2 separate regions of the Homo sapiens genome follow, and region 1 is linked to region 2. Evidence: read pairs that join two places in POLR2A ChIA-PET (ENCODE). Cell type or tissue: GM12878. All regions are shown on one strand. Each heading gives the region's core, and the rest is flanking DNA. Links, peaks and the distances in the headings are about the cores only.

Region 1 (8,229 bases), core at 1,679-5,678, 69 kb before region 2:
ATAAGAGTGAATTTCTCTGCATTTGTATTATCTTTGTATAATTAAAATTTACTTTCTTTTTCCATTCTGGCCTCATTTTTGTAGCCTTTTAGGGTGTTCAGATGTTCTACTGACTAACTGGGACGCCTAAGAGCCACTCAGCCTGCCTTTGTAGCCTTGTCCTTTCAATTGCTGACATTTCTTCCTGGAAAATGACTTAAGTTCTTAATGCCAAAGGCCACAGACAAAACAAAATTCACTTACAGAATCTATCAAAGCTTTTCAGATAAATCGTCTGCTAAATCAGGAGCATTTTACAAAGTATCCTGGCCTCCACCTGTTCATGTTATAATCTAAATGTGAAAGCAGGACACTTTTGTTATGAAGAACCATTTCAGCTCAGGGAGGGCCTGAAAATAGCTTCAGTACTTCCTGTACACTTTCCCTTATTCCCATTGTGAAAACATCTGCTGGTCTATTACCACAGAGTGTGTACTTCCCACTGTCGGGCTCTCATGGTGCTCCTTGGCTGCAGTGCCCACAGCTGACAATCACTACATCTTTGCTGCAGCTGAAATCAAGACATTTCCTTCTGGATGCAGTCCTGAAGACTGGTACCCTTGTATGAATCAGATGAAAATTCGAGATCTTATTTATACGACTGTTTATTCTCACCAGTTGATGATCTCTGTCTCTCATCAACATTTATTGAACCAGGTACTGTGCTAGGTATAAGGGTTAAAAAACAAATTATGCATGGTCCTTGCTGTCCAGAAGCTTAAAATTTGAAATTTTATATCAGAGTGAATGCAAACATCAAGGCCTATTGTGAAAAACTGCCTTGGGCGCTACTGTGTGAATGTCCTAGTGCTTTAAGAACGTCAAGATCATCTTGCCCTATAAAGGTTATATTTACTTTTACAGCCCTTCCCTGCAACCACACAAACATGCTGTGATTAGCAAGAATCTCTCTGCAGAACCAGCCGTTCCTTGCCCCACATCCATAGAGTTCATCCACAATTTGAAATTTTGTTACCTTTAATGTGCTATTCAATGTTCGGATTTTGTGGAGTTTCTCGTTTATAGATGGATTTTTACACCGCTTAACAAAGGATTTTCTCAACTCCTTTTTAGTCGAAGGTCGTCGGTCCCCAAGAGGAGATAGACTAGCTTGCTCTAATGATTTGTACAGCTTCTCCATTTCATCATCTTCAGACACTTTTGTCTCTTCTATTTGAAAAAAAAAAAGAAAGCAGTAACAATAAACCCAGTGAAAAATCAAGGAGAGAACATTCAATACTGTGGTCCCAAGGCACGGCCCCACTGGCACCCTCATCTCAGACTTCTCTCCGGAACTGAAAGACAATAAATGTTTGCTGTCTAAGCCACCCAGTTTGCGATACTTTGTTACTGCAGAGCCACGTTCCCTGTGAAGGCACCAGGGAAGGAGTTATTCCAAGCCTCTCTCCTGGCTTCAAGTGGTTTTTTGGTTTGTGGCAGTATAACTCCAATATTCACATGGGGTGTTCCCTGCATGCATGTCTCTGTGTCCAAACTCCCCCTATTTATGAGGGTATCAGTCATGTTGGATTAGAAACCTGCCCTATTAACTCATCTTAACTAGTTAAATCTGCAACAACCCCATTTCCCAATAAGGTCACATTCTGAGGTATTAGGGGTTAGGACGTCAACATACGAATTTTATTAATTAATTAATTAATTTTATTATTATTTTTTTTGAGACGGAGTTTTACTGCTGTTGCCCAGGCTAAAGTGAAATGGCACAATCTTGGCTCACTGAAACCTACACCTCCCAGGTTCAAGTGATTCTCCTGTCTCAGCCTCCCAAGTAGCTGGGATTACAGGCACCTGCCACCATGCCCGGCTCATTTTTATATTTTTAGTACAGACAGGGTTTCACCATGTTGCCCAGGCTGGTCTTGAACTCCTGACTTTGGGTGATCCGCCCACCTTGGCCTCCCAAAGTGCTGGGATTACAGGTGTGAGCCACCACGCCCAGCCCAACATATGAATTTTAGAGGGACACAATTCAACCCATACATAGTCCACCCTCCGGCCTCCTAAATTCATGTGTTTCTCACGTGCAATATATTCACCTCATCCCAACAACTCCAAAAGTCTTAACCCATTCCACCATCAACTCTAAGACCAAAAGCTCACCCAAATATCATCCAGGCTGGGTGTGGTGGCTCACGCCTGTAATCCCAACACTTTGGGAGGCCAAGGCAGGAGGATCGCCTGAGCTCAGGAGTTTGAGACCACACTTGACAACATGGTAAAACCCGTTGTCTACTAAAATACAAAAAATTAGCTGGGTGTGGTGGTGCGTGCCTGTCATCCCAGCTACTCAGGAGACTGAGACACGAGAATCACTTGAGCCTGGGAGGTGGAGGTTGCAGTGAGCTGAGATCACACCACTGCACTCCAGCCTGGGCTACAGAGTGAGACTCTGTCACACACACACACACAAAATATCATCTAAACCAGGTATTGCTGAAACTCAGTGGGGGAGTGATTCATCCTGAGACAAAATTCATCTCCATCTTTAAACCCATGCAAGTCGACAAATATCTGCTTCTAAAACACAGTGTGGGACAAATAAGCCCTAGCAAATTATACACATGCTAAAGTTTGAGAACTACTGCCCTAGATGATTGCTTAATGTCCTTCCCAGAACTACCCTTGGAGAGAAGAAACCTGTCTGTGGTCTGTGGTTTTGAGTAGAAAGTGATCATTCCTCATCTTGCCACACAGACTCCATCTCCCTTCCTAACCACACTTTGCCAGCCTCGGCCCACATGATTGCAGTGAAGCCACTCCACCACAGGATCTACTGGGGACCATGTGGACTAGACGAGGCCAATGGCAGTTCCACCATTCTGGCCACAGTCACTGATTCAGAGATAAACATGTGCCTCTGGTCAGGCCATTTGGGGCCAAGGAGACTCAGTTCCAAGACTTTGGAGTATCAGATAAGTAATCTCTCTTTTTTCTTAAGCTGAATGTTGTGATAGTGTGAGCTGGAAGTTTCCAGGAAGTATCCCAAGAATAATGATATGGAAGCCAACCCATTCTGAGACACAGATCTTGATGATACCGTTGGAGCCCTCTCAGCCTGTGGGAGCTAATATGTTACCCATGTTAAGCTACCCTGGCTTTGGTTTCCAATCATATGCACCTGGAAGGGCCTCAAATGATACAGAGGTTACTCAAAGAAAATCTTCATCCTTTGATGTTGCTTTAATTTCTCACTAAGAACGTTAGTCTATTTTTCCTTTATTCCTTGGAAGAAAGCTTGGGAAAGAAATACAATGAGATTTCTTTTTCCACCACATACTCCTTAATGTTTATATGTTTCACTTCCTGTCCAAAGAACCAGCTTGAAAGAGGACTCTATAGAAAGTATGGCATTAGAGGAACTAGAAAAACAGCCTCTCCATAGGGTGGAGAAAAGCATATAATGGTGACCTAGGAGCATCAAAACCAAGCAAACTTCACATGCCTTAGAGTTTACTCCTCTACGATTAGAAACCTTTATGCAAGAATTAGTTTCCCCTATCCATCCCAGAAAGTCACCAATACTCTTTCATAAAACAGAAAGCAAAGATGATGCACTCACTTCATAGCTGACTTAAAATGTTCATCAGCACAACCTCCTTTTTCTCTACCAAACCGTCTCACAAAAGGGAAGAAAATACTCAAAACTACATCTGAAGACAATTAGACTTTTGGCTCACACCGTGTGCAGACATCAAAAGTGGGCTTTTGTCAATAAGCACATGAAAAGATGCTCAGTATCATCAGTCATGAGGGAAATGCAAGCCAAAACCATCATGAGATGTCCCTTCACACCCAGGGTGGCTACAATTAAAAAGACAGACAGTAGTAAGTGTGGATGAGGATGTGGATAAATTGGAACCCTCATACATTGTTAGTGGGAATGTAAAACAGAGCTGCTACTTTTATTTTATTGTTTATTTTTTAAAGACAGGGTCTTGGTCTATCACCTGGGCTGGAGTGCAGTGGCATGATCATAGCTCATTGCAGCCTTGAACTCCTGGACTCACTAGATTCTCCTGCCTCAGCCTCTCAAGTAGCTGGGACTACAGGTGCATGCCACCATGCTCAGCTAATTGAGTTGCCACTTTAGAAAATAGTTTGTCCATTTCTCATGGAGTTTAGCATGTGCCCCAGCAATTACACTCCTACATAAATACCCAAGAGAATTGAAAACATATATTCACACAAAAATTGTACATGAATGTTCACGGCAGCATTATTCATAACAGACTCAACTTGGGAAGATCCTAAATGTTCATCAGCTGATGAAAGGATAAACAAAATGTGGCATTTGCATGTGACAGAATAGTATTCAATAATTAAAATAAATACTCAGTTGTCCACAATACTTCAACATGGGTGAACCTTGAAAACATTTTGCTAAGTAAAAGAAGCCAGTCACAAACAACCACATATTGCGTGATTCCATTTATATGAAATGTCCAGATTAGATGAACCCACAGAGACAGAAACCAGAATAATAATTGCCTGGGGTCTGGGAGGGGACAAGCAGGAGTGGAGAATGGCAGCTAATGTGTAAGGATTTCTTTTTGTGATGCTGAAATGTTCCAAAATTAGATTGTGATGACAGCTGCACAATTCCAAATATACTAAAAACCAATGAACTGTACACTTTCATGTGTGAATGTTATGGTATGTGAAATATATCTCAATAAAACTATAAAAAGTAGTCATTTATGAGATTGTCATGAGAGCTGATGCTACATAGCAGAAATACTAAGCATGGCCACAGTCATGGGGTCAAGCTGGAGACACTGGAAAGTCTTAAAGAAGTTAAGTGGAAAGAAATCTGACTCCTGAAGGGGGGCATTAGGATTGAAGACTTAGAGTTTTCAGTTTTAAGACACAGTAATTTTACATGTCCTTTTACTTTTTAAAAAAATACAGCTAACAAGGTAGAATTCTACTTAGATTAAGGCATAAACACATAGCTTTCAATACCACAGTATTTTTGAATTAAGGAATATATGTTTAACAAACATCAACAAGCAAACCAAACAAGAGTATGACAAAGATAAATAGAATGGTTTCTTTACATTTCTCTGTGTTCACCAAGTAGCTACATTGTGCTACTAAAGATTGTGATAGAAAACAACTTACCAATTGAGCCACTAAAAGAAAAAAATATTTTTGACTAAAACATTTTGTTTGTAATTATGTCACAGTAAAAATTATTATCATTGCTTCCAAGATAGCCAAATAGGAACAGCTCCAGTCTACAACTCCCAGTGAAATCAATGCAGAAGACAGGTGATTTCTGCATTCCCAACTGAAGTACCTGGTTCATCTCATTGGGACTGGTTGGACAGTGGGTGCAGCCCATGGAGGGTGAGCTGAAGCAGGGCTGGGTGTCACCTCACCTGGGAAACACAAGGGGTCGGGGGATTTCCCTTTCCTAGCCAAGGGAAGCCATGAGTAACCGTACCTGGAGGAATGATACACTTCTACCCAAATACTGTGCTTTTCCCACAGTCTTCGCAACCAGCAGACCAGGAGATTCCCTCCCATGCCTGGCTCGGTGGGTCCCACACCCATGGAGCCTTGCTTGCTGCTAGCACAGCAGTCTGAGATTGTCCTGGGATGCTGGAGCTTGGCAAGGGGAGGGGCATCCACCATTGCTGAGGCTTGAGTAGGTGGTTCTATGCTCACAGTGTAAACAAAGCAGCAGGGAAGCTCGAACTGGGCGGAGCCCACTGCAGCTCAGCAAGGCCTGCTGCCTCTCTAGATTCCACCTCTGGGGGCAGGGCATATCTGAACAAAAGGCAGCAGACAACTTCTGCAGATTTAAGTGTCCTTGCCTGACAGCTCTGAAGAGAGCAGTGGTTCTCCCAGCACGGCATTCGATCTCTGATAACGGACAGACCACTTCCTCAAGTGGGTCCCTGACCCTCATGTAGCCTGACTGGAGCCTCACCTCCCAGTAGGGGCTGACAGACACCTCATATCAGTGGGTGCCCCTCTGGGGCAAAGCTTCCAGAGGAAGGATCAGGCAGCAATACTTGCTGTTCTGCAGCCTCCGCTGGTGATACCCAGGCAAACAGGGTCTGGAGTGCACCTGCAGCAAACTCCAACAGACGTGCAGCTGAGGGTCCTGTCTGTTACAAGGAAAACTAACAAACAGAAAGAAATAGCATCAACATCAACAAAAAGGAAGTCCACATCAAAACCCCATCCGTAGGTCACCAACACCTAAGACCAAAGGTAGATAAAACCTCAAAAATGGGGAGAAACCAGAGTGGAAAGGCTGAAAATTCCAAAAACCAGAACACCTCTTCTCCTCCAAAGGAACACAACTCCTCACCAGCAAGGGAACAAAACTGGATGGAGAATGAATTTGATGAGTTGACAGAAGTAGGCTTCAGAAGGTGGGTAATAACAAACTTCTCTGAGCTAAAGAAGCATGTTCTAACCCATTGCAAGGATGCTAAAAACCTTGAAAAAAAGATTAGATGAATGACTAACTAGAATAGCCAGTGTAGAGAAGAGTTTAAATGATCTTTTGGTGCTGAAAACCACAGTACAAGAACTTCGTGAAGCATACACAAGCTTCAACAGCCGATTCAATCAAGTGGAAGAAAGGGGATCAGTGATTGAAGATCAAATTAATGAAATAAAGTGAGAAGACAAGATTATAGAAAAAAGAATGAAAAGAAACGAACAAAGCCTCCAAGAAATATGGGATTATGTGAAAAGACCAAATCTACATTTGATTGGTGTAACTGAAAGTGACGGGGAGAATGGGACCAAATTGGAAAACACTCTTCAGGATATTATCCAGGAGAACTTCCCCAACCTAGCAAGGCAGGTCAACATTCAAATTCAGGAAATACAGAGAACGCCACAAAGATACTCCTTGAGAAGAGCAACCCCAAGACACATAACTGTGAGATTCATCAAGGTTGAAATGAAGGAAAAAATGTTAAGGGCAGTCAGAGAGAAAGGTTGGGTTACCTACAAAGGGAAGCCCATCAGACTAACAGTGGATCTCTCGACAGAAACCCTACAAGCCAGAAGAGAGTGGGGGCCAATATTCAACATTCTTAAAGGAAAGAATTTCCAACCCAGAATTTCATATCCAGCCAAACTAAGCTTCATAAGTGAAGGAGAAATAAAGTCCTTTACAGACAAGCAAATGCTGAGAGATTTTGTCACCACCAGGCCTGCCTTACAAGAGCTCCTGAAGGAAGTACTAAACATGGAAAGACACAACTGGTACCAGCCACTGCAAAAACATGCCAAATTGTAAAGACCATCAATGCTAGGAAGAAACTGCATCAATTAATGGGTGAAAAAACTAGCTAGCATCATAATGACAGGATCAAATTCACACATAACAATATTAACCTTAAATGTAAATGGGCTAAATGTCCCAATTAAAAGACACGGACTGGCAAATTGGATAGAGTCAAGACCCATCAGTGTGCTATATTCAGGAGACCCATCTCACGTGCAGAGACACACACAGGCTCAAAATAAAGGGAAGGAGGAAGATCTATCAAGCAAATGGAAAGCAAAAAAAAAGCAGGGGTTGCAATCCTGGTCTCTGATAAAACAGACTTTAAACCAACAAAGATCAAAAGAGACAAAGAAGGGCATTACATAATGGTAAAGAGCTCAATTCAACAAGAAGAGCTAACTATCCTAAATATATATGCACCCAATACAGGAGCACCCAGATTCATAAAGCAAGTCCTTAGAGACCTACAAAGAGACTTAGACTCTCACACAATAATAATGGGAGACTTTAACACCCCACTGTCAATATTAGACAAATCAACAAGACAGAAAATTAACAAGGATATCCAGGACTTGAACTCAGTTCTGAACCAAGCAGACCTAACAGACATCTACAGAACTCTCCACCCAAAATCAACAGAATATAGATTTTTCTCAGCACCACATCACACTTATTCTAAAGTTGACCAAATAATTGGAAGTAAAACACTCCTCAGCAAATGTAAAAGAAAAGAAATCACAACAAACTGTCTCTCAGACCACAGTGCAATCAAATTAGAATTCAGGATTAAGAAACTCACTCCAAACTGCACAACTACATGGAAACTGAACAACCTGCTCCTGAATGACTACTGGGTAAATAACAAAATGAAGGCAGAAATAAAGATGTTCTTTGAAACCAATTAGAACAAA
Region 2 (8,229 bases), core at 2,373-6,372:
TAATTAATCTACCATCCATGGTTATTACACGAGTTGGGAGAAGAATAGATAAAGGAGCACCATTTAAGAAAATTTAAAATCAGGTGCATTCTCTTTGAATATTAGAGATTTAGAAGTAATAGGCCGGGCATGGTGGCTCACGCCTGTAATCCCAGCACTTTGGGAGGCCAAGGCGGGCAGATCACCTGAGGTCAGGAGTTTGAGACCAGCCTGGCCCACATGGCGAAAACCCGTCTCTACTAAAAATACAAAAAATTAGCTGGGTGTGGTGGCGGGTGCCTGTAGTCCCAGCTACTCGAGAGGCTGAGCAGGAGAATCACTTGAACCCGGGAGGCAGAGGTCACAGTCAGCCGAGATCGCACCATTGCACTCCAGCCTGGGCGACAAGAGCAAAACTCTGTCACAAAAAAAAAAAAAAAAAAAAGTAATGAAGACAAAGTTAAGTCTTTTAAAATCACAGTCAGTACAACACATAATCTTGCCTTCCTGCAATGTGAAGTTATCAAATACTTCAGGAACTTTCAAATCTCTTCAAGCTGTTTTCATGAGTTTCGTCTGTACTATTAAAATACACCACCACCACCACTAAGAAAATCTGGTTCAAAAATGGCAAAAGACATTTCTCCCAAGAAGATATGGAAATGGCCAATAAGCACATGCGAAAGTTGCTCAAGGTCACTAGTCATTAGGAAAAGGCAAATCAAAGCCACCGTGTGATGGTACCTCACAGCCATTAGGATGGCGACTGTAAATAATTAATTAATTAAGTGACAAGCACTGTTGAGGATGTAGAGAAAATGGAACCCTTGTGTTCCAGTTCTATGGTTGGGAATGTAAAACAGTGTAGCTGCTATGCAAAATAGCATGGTAGCGCCTCAAAAACAATTAAGATAGAACTACCATATGATCCAGCAATTCCACCTCTAGGTATAAAACCAAGGGAATTGAAAGCAGAGTCTCATCTCTATTGTGAATATTGGCATTATTCACAATAGCCAAAAGGTAGAAGCGACCCAAGTGTCTGTCAACAAATATGAGTCAATAAACAAAATGTGGTACACACATCAAGGGGATAAGATTCAGCTTAAAAAGGAAGACAATTCTGAGACCTGCTACCACATGGATGAACCTTGAAGACATTATGCTAAGTAAAATAGGCCAGTCACAAAAGGATAAATATTGTATGATTCCACTTATAGGAGGGAACTACAGTAGTCAAATTCGTAGAGACAGAGAGGAGAATGGTGGTTGCCAGGGACTGGGAGGAGAAGGAATGGAGACTTATTATTTAATAGGTACAGAGTCTCAGTTTTGCAAGACGAAAAGAGTTCTGGAGATGGATGATGCTGACGGTTGCACAGTAATAAGAAATTAAGCAATGCCACTCAACTGTACCCTTAAAAATGGCTAAGATGGTAAACTTCATTAAAAAACATTTAATTTTAAAGCTACTACTCTGAAATCGTTATTTGTCAGTGAAGAATGAAAATGCATTTTCCAAGGTAAGTTTTACAAGATTCAAGGTGTGAAAATATCAGTGGCTGACCTGCTGTTAATGAGCACCATCTCTTTCACAGGTAACAGACATCTATTCATGCTTCTGTTGAACAGACATAGAGGCGAGGCCCAGAGATGGTGGGTGGTTTGCCTAGATTGTCAAGGAGCCTCAGCATCAGGGTAGAATCAGGGTAGAATTAAAATTGGGTGCGTTCTCTTTCAAGGGAATGTAGAGATTCTACATTGTGAGCCCAGGGTTATCTTCCCCTGCAGCGTGCCTTTTCCTTGCATCTTTTTTAAAGACATCGTTTCAAACATGTTTCCCTAAATTCTGACTCCTTACAGAAATATTCAATATTTGTTTAAACTTTCCTCTCTATGGTTTCCTTTTGAAATCTTCTTGAAACATGCTCTATGGAAGATTAAACACAGCAGCACAGTGACAGATGAGTCTATCAATTAGCTTGTCTGTAGAAGAAGCAGCTGGAACCTGACCCTTAAAAGAGCTTGCTCCAGACAGATGATAAATCTTCAAATAAAGACTTCTCAGGAAAATCCTCAAACCTAATGAAAAGTTCAGCTCATCCCATGGGCCACTTGGCATTCTGTTGCTTGGGAAATGTGCCCACACCCTCACCATTAACTCATGTGTTAACTGAACTCTTCCTCCAGGGTGGAAAACGCTGTATTGACAAGTACCCAATGTCTTCTAGTCCATTCCCATCTTGTAGCTTAAAATCATCCTTTACACGGGGTCGGTAGGTGTATTTTTGGACTTTCTTACACAGGACAGATCATAGTCACTGAGAAAAACCATTCCTGGTATCTGAAAATTCCTAGCACAATTCTCCTGCATCCTAAAATCTCAATATTTAGGCAAACACATTGCTTTTGTTTGTATACATTCCTTTGATTTTTTAAATATTGCTTTTAGCTGCACTCAATCTTCTCAAAGTAGCTTTGAATAATATAGAGATAGTGTTCTTGGTCAACATTTACTTGCAAGAAAATAGACGCATAGACATTTGCATCACTGACTTAGAGCTACAAGACCTCATAATAAAGTACAGGATTAGAATCCAGGTGCCATTTGTCCCTTATACCATGCTGCCGAAATCCACCTTACTGCTGGCTTGCTTCAAGAATGATGAAATTATATACACACACATATACATATGTATGTTTATACACATGCATATCTATATATATGTTAATATTTATACACATACATATCTATATATGTGTCAATACTTATACATTTATGCACTATAAATATCAATTCAATATATATCAATTTATTTTTAAGTTAGTGTGTGTGCACTTATGTACTCTATTTCCTGTTAACGATTTTAAACGATTTTAGGATAAAAGCCATTTTTGATTTTAGATTCTATGCATTGGCAAATCAACTATCATATATGCATATATAATTCTTACAGCCATCAGAAATGATGTTGTGGATATACATGTATCAACATGGAAATATGTTTCTATGTATTACTTAGTGAGACAATCAAGTGACAACAGCATCATGTATGATATTATTTTATTTTTGTAAAACATAGAAACAAATGCTTGGAAACACATACAACAAAATGTCTAAACTCGTGCCATGGTGGTAGGAACCTTTATTTATTTATTTATTTTTTAGATGGAGTTTCACTCTTGTTGCCCAGGCTAGAGTGCAATGGCGCTGTCTCGGCTCACTGCAACCTCTGCCTCCCAGGTTCAAGCGATTCTCCTGCCTCACTCTCCCAAGTAGCTGGAATTACAGGCATGCACCACCATACTGGGCTAATTTTGTATATATATATATATTTTAATACAGACAGGGTTTCTCCATGTTGGTCAGGCTGGTCTCAAACTCCCGACCTCAGGTGATCTGCCTGTCTTGGCCTTCCAAAGTGCTGGGATCATAGGCATGAGCCACTACACCCGGCCAAGCCTGTATGATCTTAATTCATTTATTTCTCTCTGTGTGTTTGCTTCCATGTCTGTCTTCTTTTTTTATTTCGCTTACTTCTATTTTCAAATTTTTCCTATGAGCACATACTACTGTATAACCTTTTTTATAATTTTTATTTTTATTTTTAGCTGTTTTTTAAGAGATGGGGTCTCACCATGTTGACCAAACTGGTCTCAAACTCCTGGCCTCAAGTGATCCTCCCATCTCAGCTTCCCAAAGTGCTGGGATTACAGGCGTGAGCCACCATGCCTGGCCCTATTGTATAATCTTTTAAAGCATTTTTCAGTTACTTTAAATTTCCAAAAAGTAAAAAGTTGGATTCTATATTGTTGTTTTTTTTAAAAAAAAAAAGAAGTTGTGGAAACACCGACAAAAGTACTATGCACTGTCCACCAGAGAAAAGAAGGAAGCTGTATCCCCTGAGTGGGCATTTCACTGCTGTGAGCTAAGAAGACTGTCCTCTAAAATACCTCAGCCATGGCATTCACTCTGGCAATGCCCAAGCATATCACTGCCTTCTGAGAACAAGACAAAAGAAACCAACATTTCCTGGCTCTCGGTGTTCCACAGTTAATTTTGAAAAGTTTGGAAAGAATTTAAAGGAAAATAATATTGGCAACATGAGCAATTGTTCCCACATTACAACAAGAAGTTATTGAGAACTGCCCATCCCAACTACAGATAATGTGGCCATAAAGCTATGACAGGGGAACCATTATTTTAGAAATACATTCAAGGATCTGCAAAGGAAAATAATTGTTAGAACACAATAATACATTATAGACAATAAATAAACTAAATGTCCATTTAAAAATTCATTTCCACACATGTGAAATTAGAATGTCAGAAGTAACAGAATTCAAGAAAGTCCTCAATCATTCTAACATTTAGGTTTCCAAATGTTAACTAAGCAAGCATTTTTACCCCTTTGATCCATGAGTCATTGTCTTGCGGTAAACCGGTCACCTACAGCTGCTGAAATGTCACGTTTTGCCCTGTCCAGACATGTCAACATTCCACCTTCTCATTCTCCTTTCTAATGCAAATTCTAGGAACCCATATGTTGGCCAAAAGTTCATCAATTTCACATGGTTAGTTTGAATTGTCTTCACTGAAGAAACTTTTTTTTTTGAGACGCAGTCTCGCTCTGTCACCCAGGCTGGAGTGCAGTGATGTGATCTCGGCTAACTGCAACCTCCGCCTCCCATGTTCAAGCAATTCTCTTGCCTCAGTCTCCCAAGTAGGTGGGACTACAGGCATATCCACCACGCTTGGCTAATTTTTATATTTTTAGTAGAGGGGGGTTTCACCATGTTGGCCAGGCTGATCTTGAACTCCTGACCTTCAGTGATCTGCCCACCTCAGCCACCCAAAGTGCTGGGACTACAGGCGTGAGCCACAGCACCCAACCTTGAAGAAACATTTCAAAACATTGGAATTTTGTTTGGGATACGCTCAGAGGCTGGTTCTTGGCTAAGACAATAAATATAGAGTTCAAATAAATTAAAAGCCCATAATTCTCATTTTGGTAGAAGTCTGGGAACACATCAGTGTTCAATAATAATGCTCAATTTAATTAGTTAATTCATACAACTAATTGATAATTAAGTAATGTAATAATTAAGCAATTCCTTCAAAAAATACTGGTACATGCTCTGTACCTGCCAACTTCTAGGATACAGAAACACAGTTTAAATCAGACAAGTAAAGAATACGTCCTCTGCTGCTTATGTTGTAGCTGGGGGAGAAAGAATATAATAAGCTATGACTAATGTATTCATAAATTCCTATAAAATTTTTTTGAATCTATTGTAAACTCACTCAGACATTTTCCAAAATGTATGCTAATCTATGCCTACTGATGAAAGGTTCAGAAGACTTAATGTCACTTTCCCAGGGAAAATTAATCTGTTCTTTATTTTTCTTGAGCTGAAAAAAAAAAAGGTACTCTATATTTACTGAAACTTGCAGAATAGCTGTCTCATGAAAAGAGAAAATTTTGACTTTCAAGTAACATTTTCTACATGGGTAATTCTGCCCAATGTAAAAAGTGATTAGATCTTCACTATAGAGATTCTCATAAAACTGATTTCAAGAAATATGCCTTCCAAAGATAAGAGCCTCTGAAATTCACATGAAGTGTGCATGCAGCTAGAGATGGAACACATCTCATGCAGACAGTTACTTCAATCCCCAAACATGCAAAACTTTCACAATTCAGAAAGCAAAGGAGAAACACAATCACAATTGTACAGACATATTGGGGCCTCAAAGAACATTAAAGTCTCTGTAATATATACAAAACCAGATATTAACCTACAAACCTCTTCAGTTTGTCTAAAGTTTTTATGAAATAGATAGTTGGGGCCAGGTGCGGTGGCTCATGCCTGTAATCCCAGCACTTTGGGAGACTGAGGCGGGCAAATCATGAGGTCAAGAGATCGAGACCATCCTGGCCAACATGGTGAAACCCCGTCTCTACTAAAAATACAAAACTTAGCTGGGCGTGGTGGTGCACGCCTGTAATCCCAGCTACTCAGGAGGCTGAGGCAGGAGAATCGCTTGAACCCGGGAGGCGGAGGTTGCAGTGAGCCGAGATCGCGCCACTGCACTTCAGCCTAGCAACAAAGTGAGACTCCATCTCAAAAAAAAAAAAAAAAAAAAGAGAGAGAGAGAAACAGATAGTTGGATGATTCATTTTTTCTAGTCAAGGCTCAGGGGCCTCAAGCTTCCTTGAACTGGTGATGCAATGGCACACATGGTGTCAATAAATGAAAACTAAAAAACACAAGTATCTAATAATTTTATACAAAGAAACAATGTACAAAACTAAAATACACCAAAAAAGTAAGCGACGGTGAATCTAAATGAAATTCCACCCTTCTTACTCACAAACTCTTTGTCCCTCAATTTTCATATTATTTTCCCAGTCTCCCCAGGCTCTAAAACTTGGAATCATGCTTATTTTAGCCTCAAATTTTTTGTGTCTTATATCCAAGCGTTCTTCATACCTCACCCCTTTTTATTTGCGTAGTGCGCCCTACATTCTCACTGTTGGCACTCTAGTCCAGGAGCTCATGTCTGAACGCCTGCATTTTCTCACCATCTCCTAACTGGCCTTCTGGCAGCTCCCTCACTCTCCAAAACATCCAATCTATTGCTGCTAGGTTCATATTTTTCGCATGCCAATTTCACGAGCTCACCTTCCGGCTCAAGAATAGGCAGTGGCTCCCTACTGCCTGCTGGATCAAACCCACATTCCTACACTATCACTACATGTCTCAGTCCCCCATTCACTGGCCCTAAGTCACCTCTAAATGGAGAAGCTATGCAGCCTGGGGAAAAGAGCCTGGCTTTGTCGTTGGGAAACCTTTGTTTTAAATCCCAGTTCTGCTATTTACTCCTTATGAGACTTTGAGCAAGTTACTTAAATTCCCTGAGCTTCAGTAAACTCCCTTGAAAAATGGGAATAATAAAATCTATCTTGCTCGGCTATTATGAGAATTCAATATAATCGCTAACACAGTGGGTTGGCACAGCTCGTTTATATTTTCATTCCTTTGTTCCCATTAGTCCCCAGAATGCGCATCTCCCACCTCTACTTCTCAAAGATCCTAATAATGTGTTAGCAAAATGAGAGCAGCTGTGCAGGACCTAATCGGAACCTTGGGGCCTTTCTAGCAAATTCAGATTGCTCCTTTTCCCATATCTGTTTTTAAGAATAGAGGTGGAAATCCTTTCCTGGAAAACTATTTTCTGTCAAAATCAGTCCTTACACATGACTCCATTTCTTGAAATTCCCATGGGCAACGTAAATGCCGAAGATTCTTAATTCTTATTTATATATGAAATTAAGAACTATTAATTGAGAGCCTATTAACTGTCAGACACAGAGTAAGTTGCTGAAGATATACCCATGATCTTCTCCTACAGAAATGATCAATTATGGAAAACAGCAAGTCTGACAAGCAAGTACTCAAAAAAGAGGACAAGCATGATAGTAAGAAAAGTATAGGCCAAGTGCGGTGGCTCACATCTGTAATCCCAGCACTTTGGGAGGCCAAGGCAGGTGGATCACTTGAGGTCAGGAGTTCGAGACTAGCCTGGCCAAGGTGGTGAAACCTTGTCTCTACTAAAAATACAAAAATTAGCGGGGCATGGTGGCGCACACCTGTAATCCCAGCTACTCAAGGAGGCTGAGGCATGAGAATCGCTTGATCCTGGGAGGCAGAGGTTGCAGTGAGCCGAGATAACACCATTGTACTCCAGCCTGGGCCATAGAGCAAGACTCCGTCTCAAAGAAAAGAAAAGAAAAGTATAGGCCACTCAGGCAGCAGAGAGAGGAAGCCAAATTTAGGTCAAAGGAGAAGGTACGTGCCTCTAGAAGAAGGCTATTTAAGCTAAAATTTGACCTATAAGGAGGGATAAGTTTGATGGAATTGGATAGGAGAAAGACTTCAGGGCATGGAGACAGAGTTTTCTGAGCAGAGAAACAGCATATGCGAAGGCTTAGAGAGAGCCAGCCCACGTGCTAACAGGAATTGAAAGAAGTGCCATCTTTAACTGGGTAGGGCTGACAAGTGTGAGGAAATAAGAAAGGTTACCAGTTAAGGTGATTCCCACAAACCAGGAAGTGAACGTGTACCTTCTTGTAAGGGCAAGGGAAAACAAAACTGTGGATTTTAAATCCAAGATTTTACCAGCTTGGATTTCTACGGCTGTTAAACTTGCATATGGTTTTGTAGGACTTGTGTGCCGCGTCACAC

What was found. ChIA-PET counts read pairs that join two places held together with the same protein. Peaks named below come from ENCODE experiments on the same cell type or tissue, not always from the same donor. Only the 100,000 strongest peaks of a DNase experiment are listed, where the experiment ranks them.
Region 1: POLR2A ChIA-PET joins it to region 2 with 5 read pairs; 3 of 35 experiments call an interaction of 5 or more read pairs at or near these places.

The regions. Positions count from the first base shown.
Region 1 is chr6:154,166,905-154,175,133 of GRCh38, forward strand. IPCEF1 (interaction protein for cytohesin exchange factors 1) reads right to left here. Exons shown (of 12, transcript NM_001130700.2): 11 at 1,016-1,209. It also overlaps a transcript of OPRM1 not described here. Among named protein-coding and RNA genes, the nearest start is that of OPRM1, 130 kb to the left of the region's middle. In GM12878, for the core only: no CTCF peak of the experiment used is centred there; no DNase peak of the experiment used is centred there.
Region 2 is chr6:154,235,128-154,243,356 of GRCh38, forward strand. The region is part of intron 5 of IPCEF1 (interaction protein for cytohesin exchange factors 1); the gene reads right to left. It also overlaps a transcript of OPRM1 not described here. Among named protein-coding and RNA genes, the nearest start is that of IPCEF1, 120 kb to the right of the region's middle. RefSeq lists a silencer at 4,335-4,535. In GM12878, for the core only: no CTCF peak of the experiment used is centred there; a DNase peak (open chromatin) is centred at 4,476; H3K4me3 peaks cover 686 bases; H3K27ac peaks cover 648 bases.